Regions from separate parts of the Homo sapiens genome. Here region 1 is linked to region 2. Evidence: chromatin loops called from intact Hi-C (ENCODE). Cell type or tissue: IMR-90. All regions are shown on one strand.

What was found. Peaks named below come from ENCODE experiments on the same cell type or tissue, not always from the same donor. Only the 100,000 strongest peaks of a DNase experiment are listed, where the experiment ranks them.
Region 1: it touches region 2 in a loop (5-fold over the local background); 16 of 110 quality-filtered maps call a loop at or near these places.

Annotation. Positions count from the first base shown.
Region 1 is chr12:26,089,241-26,094,240 of GRCh38, reverse strand. No RefSeq gene overlaps it. Among named protein-coding and RNA genes, the nearest start is that of BHLHE41, 33 kb to the left of the region's middle. In IMR-90, a CTCF peak has its summit at 2,218 (motif pointing right); no DNase peak of the experiment used is centred here.
Region 2 is chr12:25,434,327-25,439,326 of GRCh38, reverse strand. It overlaps the pseudogene FAM133GP. Among named protein-coding and RNA genes, the nearest start is that of LMNTD1, 120 kb to the left of the region's middle. In IMR-90, a CTCF peak has its summit at 2,818 (motif pointing left); DNase peaks (open chromatin) are centred at 516 and 2,816; H3K4me3 peaks cover 251 bases; H3K27ac peaks cover 487 bases.

The DNA.
Region 1 (5,000 bases), 650 kb before region 2:
CTTCCTGCCTGAAGAAATTTCTTTAACATTTCTTATAGTTCAGGTCTGTGGTGAATTCATTCAACTTTATTTCACCATGGTTTTTGAAAGATAATGATGATCTTCACAGCCAGATATGAGATTCATTTTTGAATGCATGTGCCCATTTTAATGAAGTGAGTTTTCTTTCCACTGATTTTGTGGCCTCAAACAGTTAGTAGTCAGTCTCCCACTATGGATCTAAAACAGACATGGCTGGGCATGTAAATACATTTTCCTTTGATGAAGCTTTAGTAGATTTTGCTTCATTCCTACTGGTCCTTATAAAGAAATAAAATTCTACCTCTTAACAACTATTAAAAGCACTATATAATTGGACTATAATCCCAAACCACAGATGTGTTAGAGTTAGAAAGCATCCTGGAATTGTGTGGCCCAATCCCTGCCCACCTCTGCACATGCAGCTTACATGAAGCTGAGATAATCATGTTAAGAATTAAGTTCATTTGCCACATGTACATAACAGAAGACACATTTTATGTACAAAGGTCATGTTCTTTGCCTTAGGTTATTTGTTCATATCAGTGAATATAGATTCAGTGTTTTGGGATAGAGAAGGCATAAAAAGGAGGGAGCTGCTCATTAACTTATTTTTTATTTTTACTTATTTTTATTTATTTTTTGAGACAGGGTCTCACTCTTGTCACCCAGACTGGAGTGCAGTGGTGCAATCTCTGCTCACTGCAACCTCTGCCTCCCGGGTTCCAGCAATTCTCCTGCCTCAGCCTCCCAAGTAGCTGAGATTACAGATGCACGCCGCCACGCCAGTCTAATCTTTTGTATTTTAGTACAGACGGGATTTCACCATGTTGCCCAGGCAGGTCTAGAACTCCTGAGCTCAGGCAATCCATCTGCCTCGGCCTCCCAAGGTGCTGGGATTACAGGTGTGAGACACCGTGCCTGGCTGCACATCAACTTCTACAGGAACATGTCCCCTTAGCCTTAGTTGACAAGGTCAAGGGTTTGTCTGTCTTTGTAATCATAGCAACTAGCAGAATTTCCAACACACAGTAAGTACTCAATAAATGTTTTCATTGTTAGATGATGAATAGCATTAACTATTATCCCTGTTAAGAGACTAATGCTGAATTTGAAAAAAAAAATCTACAGAGTGAAAACACTGTTTATATAAGTTATAAATAATTTGGGAAGGGGACAGTGAAAAAACTCCTTTTCTGAAATTTAAAAATAGAACCATAATAACTATGTCATTGTCTTTCATGAGCGATCTCTATGTAAAAGCATTGATCTCTGTGTAGGAGAATAAAGCAAATACAACAGAGCCATCCATGTGACCATCAAAAACCACAAAAGACATGGTAGGAAATACCCCTGACGTGTAAGACTCCTTCAAAAAAAAAAAAAAAAAAAAAAAAAGCAGTGTATCTTCTGGGCCTGTTTCAGAAAAAAAGAAAAAGAAAATACACATTAAAAAAAAAAAAAGGCAGTAAATACTAACCGGGAGGGGTGACCTAGGAGTAAGCATGAAGTGATACTATTCAGAACTGGAAGAAATTTTAGGTATCATCATGGCCAGCCTCTTTATTTTACAGATCATGCTAATTTTCTGCTACTTATTGTGTGGCCTTGAAAAATCATGTCATGAGCAGGCTAGCTGAAAACATAGAAAGAGCTGTGGGGAAAATAAACCAGGTTGTAGCCTAATTTCTGCTGCAGTAAGTAGCTACAATAAGTAGCAGAAAATTAGGCCTACAATCTGGTTTATTTTCCTCACAGCTCTTTCTATGCTTTCATCTAGCCTGCTCCAAATGTTTTCTTTTCAATACGGGGGATCAAATAAACATACAGACTTGGGATGAAGATCTAGAACAAAAGAAAAACAAGAAGGTAACTAATTATGTATACCAATAATTTTTCTTAAAGTAAATTAAAATCAGAATATTAATATTCCTATCAGAACTTCCCCCCCAAATTTGACAGTCTCCCAAGCACCAGAGTTTCTTAGTAGAGAGAGACTTTTTTTTAGTGATAGTTAGTGGCATGAAAACAAATCCTAAACTTTAAACAGATGGGAATTTTGGGGCTAATGACAGCTAATATTAACAGTGTCGCAAGATCAGGTTCTGATTTTGTAAAGATTGAAAGAGCATAACTTCAGGTAGCTCTCGATACAGTAGAGCCAAATCGGAGTCCTCCTGCAGAGGGCATAGGATGACCAGGCGCTGAGGAGAGCCCACACTGCGGTGCAGTGTGTAATCCTGGGAGAGACCCTCTTTAATCCTGCTCTGTTAGAAAACTGGAGAATGCCATAGCAGTTTGAGCAGAAGGAATGATTTTCTCCACACGGGCAAACTTTCCAGCTCTTTCTACAGTCTCTGCACTGCAAGCTGGTTTAGAGAATGTTGAGCTTTTTCTAAATAAATGGTAAATGGAGGTTGAGGAAACACTATTGGGAATGCATTTTCTCTGAGTTATGATGAACAGAACAAATCAGGAAAAGAATCATTACGAAGTACTTTGAGCCACTCAGTCTTTGAGAATTTGCTTTGATGACATTGTAAGGTGAAGAAAGGCAGCTAAGCTAATTTTTGTTTGGACAAAAAAATGTGTTTATTCTGTTTATCTTAAATGAGAGATATTATGCTTTATGGATTTTTGAAAAAAAATTAAATAAGAAGGAGCTGTGGCCATGGAAGAGAGATGGAGGTAAGCAGATGCAGCAGATGGAGTGTGCGTGTTGAGGAATGTAGCTCCAGGCAAGAGAGAGGAAATGGAGGCAAAGGACACCTGGGCTTTGGAAATGGACCTGCAGCTTCACATGGGCGGATCAAAGGCTGGCCACAGGTTACGTAGCCCAAGTATCTGGGACAGAGATGGAATTGCTGCCTTAGGAATGAGAAGTGATTCTGAATTGAGTCCACTGGAGAAATACACATACCACATATCTCCAGCATGAGTGTTCATGCGCTGGAATCCATGGTATGCATGAAAGTAGATGACAGGTGAGAAGTCATAGTTCTGAAAGCTTCAATACCTCATTCCCCAAATGGGAAAAGGCCATGGAGCCGTATGTTAAGACCTTCTGCAAATAGGCAGTCTTCTTCCAAGTAGATCCGAGTGCATACTCATGAAGCGTATACTAAGCACTGGCGAACAAACAGAGGAAGGACATGTTAGAAGGGACCAGGTCACATCAGTGTGTCCTTGTCTCTATTCCTGCTTCTCCCTCTCAGCCTCCCCTAGCACCAGTGCTGTTGCCAGGAGACCGAAGTCTAGGAGACAGAAGAGGAGGCCACCAGGAATGGAGAATGGATAGGCTGCGGAGCCAGTGAGAACAGATTCGTGTTCCTGTTGTCTCACTTGTGAGTAATTTGACTTGGGCAAAGAGTTTTTGTCTTCTTATATGCAAGATGGGACTCATACATTCGCCTTTTCATTGAATTCAAATTTTCTGAAGGCATATTATATGCCAGGGCCTGTAATAGGTTCTAGGAATTGAGCAGTGAACAAAACAAACATGGTCCCTGCCCTTGTGCTGCTTACAGATAGGTATCAAATAACCAGAAAAATCACTGTATAATTACATAACTGTGTGACAGAAAGCAAAGAATGCTATTAGCATTTAATAGGTGAACCTAATCTGGTGGGAAGGGAAGGGAGGTTGTTAGGTAAGACTTTTTTTTTTTTTTTTTTTTTTTAAGACAGAGTCTTGCTCTGTCGCCAGGCTGGAGTGCAGTGGTGCAATCTCAGCTCACTGCAACCTCCACCTCCTGGGTTCAAGTGATTCTCCTGCCTCAGCCTCCTGAGTAGCTGGGACTACAGGTGCCTGCCACCACGCCTGGCTAATTTTTGAATTTTTGTACAAAAATGATGATCTCGATCGCTTGACCTCGTGATCCACCTGCCTCGGCCTCCCACAGTGCTGGGATTACAGGAGTTAGCCACTGTGTCCGGCCCAGGTAAGACTTTTTAGCTAAAACCAGTAGGACAGGCTGACGATTGGAGACACAGAGGCCTCTCCATGCAGGATCAGTCCTTAAGAGCAACAGGCAGCCCGATGTGCAAGAGCACCCTGCCACCATGAAAGAAGCCTGAGGGGAGGAGGCCAGTCCAGCTACACAGTGGGGACACTGGATCCCCACACTAGGGAGCTGTGTTCGGAGTTATTGACCTTCTTCCATCTGTTACCTCTTCATTGTTCTCTGTTTCCCTGGCTGCCCATACTGTGGACAATGCTTAGTAAAAAACTTTGAAGAAATTGAATTGACTGACAAATTTAAGTTGCAGCCATGTTTGTTATTTCTGTTCTTCATCTGCGTGATTTTCAAACCTTTCTGTATTCATTGTCCTTAATACATATCAGAGAATTGTGGAGTGCTAGTGCTGGAAAAGACAGAAATGAACTCACCTTAGCTCTTTATTTTACAAAAGTAGGAACTAAGGCCCAGAGAGACTCAGTGCCTTGCCCAGTGTTTGATGGCTATTATGGAATAAAGATGATTTGGAACTGCTGGGCCTCCAGACTCCTTTCTACTTTCTAATTTACTATTTGCTTTCTCTTAAAGTGCCTGATAGAGTCAGGAAATGGGGAGTTTAAACAAACATGAAGTCAACCTATTGGAAACTACTTCCAATAAAAATCTATCAGAAATGAAGCAACTCTGGCAATAAAGGGTATGCCAGAAGCTAAATGAAACAGGCATATATCTCTCCACAACACTCAAACTTAAATATTATAAATATTATATTTATTTTTTTCTTAATTAAATACAATATCAGTTAATTTTTGGCACTTTCCCTATTCTTCTTATGTCCTTATCTTTGGATGGCATAAGAACCCCTGAGCTAATATAATTCAGGGACAAAGGCAAGGGGTCTGGTTCTCAGCCCCTGTTGAGGGAGAAGCATTCAAAGGTAGCTGACTAAGCCAGCAGCTCTGCTCCCCTTCCTTCACACACAAACGAATGCACATACACATGCATGCATACACACACATACTC
Region 2 (5,000 bases):
TCCAAACTAAAGACAAATTGCTGCATCTTGCGTCTCCATCTCCTACCACAAAGAAAGGCCACCACTTGTCAGCTTCCTTGAGCTCTGGAGGTAATACATTTCATGCCTGGTAATATTTCTACAGCCCATGTATCAGGTGATATGGGAAGCTTCCAGCTTTGAGTGGGGCCTTGAGCAGGAAAAGGTGTCAAAGCAGGACCAGGCCACAGTGCAATCAGCCCTGTCACTTGGTCCATATGATTCAACAGGCCCCATGGTAAGAGGTGTCATGTGGTGGGAAAATATGTAGTAAAGAGTGTTTGGCAAGCTCAAGTGAAAGAATCACAACTCAGACCCCTGAGATTATGGAGCAAAACCATGCCATCAACATCAAATTATGTGCACTTTGAAAAACAGCTCTTATTTTTGGTGTGTTTGGGTCCTAGAAGTGATGGAACAATTGACCACGAGAGACCAAATGACCATCTGGAAATGCTTATTATGCACTGAATTCTGTAGGATCCACTAAACCATAAAGCCACATGATGCTTACTCATGCCTTCCAGTCCTGCTAGTAGCAGTCCATTGCAAGAGAGTGCTGATATATGTGGGATTAGACCTGAACAGGGCTGGAAGGCTTGAGTAAGTTTCATGAGTAGGAAACCAAGACCCCATATCACCAAGCACAGCTATACCAGTCAATGCCCCCAACTCTTGCACTTATGAACATATTTGGGTGGGAATGAGGGAGGGTGGGCCAGAGGGGTCCTGTATGACCAGATAAAAGAAAGAAAGAAGCCAAAGCTTGGTTTATGGATGGATTGGCTCAGTATATGGATGAAAACCAAAAAATAGACAGTGGCTTCATTACAACCACATTCAGGGAAAGAGAGTAAAGAGGAAATCTTCCCAATGGCAGATCTATGAGCAGTATAACTGGTCATCCACTTTGGATAGAAGGAGAAATGACCCAAGGTGAAAATATATATAAATTCCTAGGAAATGGCCAATGGCCTAGTTGTGCAGGCGGGGAACTGGAAGGAAAAGGACTGGAAGATCAGAGACAAGGAGTCTGAGGAAAAGCCATGTGGGTAGACAAATGGGTGAATGTATAAAGTGTCAAGACTTGTGTCTTACATGTGGATACCCACCAGAAAGCATCTACCATGGAAAAAGCACTGAACAACCAAGTAAAATGAGATGACTCAGCCTCTTGACATTAACTAGTCTTTGTCATTGGTCACCCAGAGCAGGCATGATGAACACATGAACAGGCTGGACATGGTGGCAGAAATGGAGGCTATGTGTGAGCCTGACAGCATGAACCTCACTTACCAATGCCTGTCTACCTACTGTTACCTCTGAACATCCGAAGAAATAAACATTGAATCTTCAATATGGCATATTCCTTGAGGGAATCAACCAGCCACTTAGTAGCAAGTTGACCACATGGAACCCTTCCATCCTGGAAAGACCAGTCAGCCGTTCATCCTCACAGGGACAGATACCTGTCCTAAGCGTGTGTTTTCCTTTCCTGCCTGCACAGCCTTAGCCAGCACCATTACCAAGGGCTTATGGAGTGCCTCATCCACAGACCTGGAAACCCACACAACAAAGCATCCAACCAAGAGACCTACTTCACCATGAAGGCAGTGTGAGAGTGGGCCTGTGACCCTGGGAACGACAGATCAAATCACATACTGCACCATCCCGAGGTGGCCAGCTTCATAGAATGCTGAAACAGCCTACTCCAGCTAGGTAACAAAAGTTATTTGTCATTTTTATCATTCAAATGGCATATTTCACCATGGGGATGCGAGAAGCAGAAAATCCTGATGTGCAGAGAGAAATGAATGAAGTAATTACATAGAAGGAAGCAGATGCAGCAGACTGAGAGAGATTGAGTACCGACAGATCTCAGGTGTCCAGTTACCCACAGCCCACAAGACACCTCTGTTTTCTTTTTCTTCTTCAAGTTCTGGGATACATGTGCAGAATGTGCAGGTTTTTTATGTAGGCATAATGTGCCATGGTGGTTTGCTGTACCCATCAACCCGTCATCTAGGTTTTAAGCCCCACATGCATTATTTGTCCTAATGCTCTCCCTCCCCTTGCCCCCCACCCCCCAAAAGGCCCCGGACACCTCTATTTTCTAATAATTAATCTACCCCCCTTTTTCATAAGCAAGCTTGATTTGGTTCCTGTTATCTGCAACTAAAAGATCTTATCTGATACAATACATTTCAAAGAGGCAAACTTCTGCCTTCACCTGATGAACTTTCCAATAAATAATACAGTTGTTCCAAAATGGAAAACGCTTCTCTTATCATTTTGAGGTTTAGACAGCCCTTCATCACTGTGTAGAAGAAATTCTGTCTATTATAAATAGTTGAACTAGATAAACTGAAGGTCCCTTGCTAGTTTGAGATCCTCTGACAAATATCAGGAAAGCCATGATATGGAAAATAGAATAGTTTCACTCTTTTGGGAAATAAAAAATAATGAGTCTCCAAGTGCTCGATAACATTCCAAGAAAGGATGTGTGAGAGTGTATTACATTGCAGGGGGAAAACTGACAGATTCTAGATTTAGCGTTTGTTGGAAAACTGGAACCAAAGTTTACAATGATTTCTCTTTTATTAAATTAATACACACAAAAAGCCTAGAAGCTCAGTATTTGGGATGCATAAAATATAAAAATAAAATATTAAATGAAGTAGCTTTTAAATGTATGTTTTTATTTACTGGCTGAAATGAAAATTGAAAAAGATTGCACAAAATTTTTTGGCAAAATGCTGTAGTATGCTTTCTCTTGATATCACTGCCAACAATGCCCTCTAGTGGTAAACCAAGTAGGCACTGACTAATGGGGGGAAAATGAAACAAGCAAGCCTGCTAAACACATTGGTAAGATTTTCATGAAAATACGAACTTTTAGTGCAGAAGGACCTGCGGCAGGCCTACTTCAGCTGCCTCCCGAGCCAGGTTTCCCTTGGTGGGTGACCGTGTCCCTTGATGAGTGACTGTGCGCTCACTCGGGCACCAAGGAGAAGCAGGACCATCGGGTAGCCTATGTGAATCCAACAGCAATGGCCAGATCAAGGGGTCCAATCCAGTCTTAAGGGCCAACAATCCAGGATTCTCTCCGTCAACCAAGGCCTATCTGGGAAGAAGTGCAAGAGCAACTAGAAAAGAAAAAGAAAAAGGCGCCAAGGCTTTGTATGAATTTGAAGAAAAAACTAGAAAAACACAGGAAGAAATTGTTAAGTGAAAGTAAGAGCTTATCCAAAAAAAGAGAAAAAAAAAGAAAAAGAATAAATCTGGTAGGTATTCATCGTCTTCATCATGCTCTGATTCTTCCAGCAGTTCTTCTGATTCTGAGGATGAGGATAAGAAACATGGAAAAGGGAGAAAGAAAAAGAACCATTCACATAAATCTTCTGAAAGCTCCATGTCAGAAACTGAATCAGACAGTAAGGATAGAAAGACAATAAGGAAGAAAGACTTCTTTTTAAAGAAAAAGAAGGACCCAACTGAGAAAGAAAAAGGCTATTAAACGACTCAGCAAAAAGAAACCCATATTCTGAAGATAAATCTTTATCACCTGAGTCCTTGTCAGAATCAGAGTATATTGAGGAGATAAGAGCAAAAAAGAAGAAAAGCAGTGAAGAATGAGAAAAAACAACACAAAAAAAGGAAAAAGGAGCATGAGAAAAACAGTAAGAAGAGAAAGAAGGCTGCTAGTTCAAGTCCTGACTCATCATAATATTAAGAAAAATCAGGATTCCCTTATAGAGAAAGTACAATGTCTAAGGAAATTTCAACTGTGAAAATTACAACATATTTACTATAATGCATGAATTTTCTTGTTTTTAGAATTATCCTTGGACTGGCCAGACGCAGTGGCTCACGCCTGTAATCCCAGCACTTTGGGAGGCCAAGGCGTGTGAATCACCTGAAGTCAAGAGTTTGAGACCAGCCTGACCAACAGGGTGAAACCCCGTCTCTACTAAAAATACAAAAATTAGCTGGGCCTGGTGGCTGGTGCCTGTAATCCCAGCTAGTTGGAAGGCTGAGGCAGGAGAATCACTTGAACCCGGGAGGCAGAGGTTGCAGTGAACTGAGATGGTGCCACTGCACTCCAGACTGGGCAAAAGAGCAAGACTCCATCTCAAAAAAAAAAAAAGAATTATCCCCAGACTACCCAGTAGCTATTCAAATGCCGCTGTGTGCAAGGGCCGTAAATGTTGCCTGCTGCTTATCTATTCTTTTCTCTTCCAGTGCTTGATAACTCTGGGAGATAATACATTGCAGTAGCACTAGTGGTTACAATATTTGGGAATAAAATTAATATTTTTGACTAGAAGTGTACAATGATAAATCAACAGAAATCCAACTTGAATACATCTTTAAGGTGGAATCAGAAACGGCCAGATGTTAAAAATTTTAAAGTAGTTAAAATTTTTGAAGTAAGGATTACATTGACATTTCAAAATCCGTACTCTGTAGATCAGTGTATTTTAATTTTTTCCCCGTGTAGACTTTTATTTACCTGGGAAAGGTGCTTTTTAGGATGCAGGGAGGAGGTGCTTTGCTGTCTCTTTAAGCTAGGAGAACAACATGCCTTTGATCCTCACACTTCCTGTATTTGAGGAAAGAGTAGCCAGGCTTTATGGAGAGGTCAGAGCTGGGTGCCAGGAGTCTTGCCTTTTACTGAGCTTAGGGACATCCTTGGATTTTGTCATACGCTTCTTTGAATGAACCAGAGAAACAGCCCTTTTGCAGCATGAGAAAGCCCCAAAACCCCTGGGATTTACCTCCACTTCAATAATACTGAATATTTTTTAGCATTAGAATATGCTGGGTCATTTGAATTAATTTTGATGACACTTTGGCTTTGGAGAGAAATGGTTTCAAATAGACACTGGTACACTGGTACTTTTTGAACTTGAAAACTAAATATTCTAAAGTGCATGTTTCATACCATAAAGTTTTAATTAGTCAGGAAAATTCCATGTAAC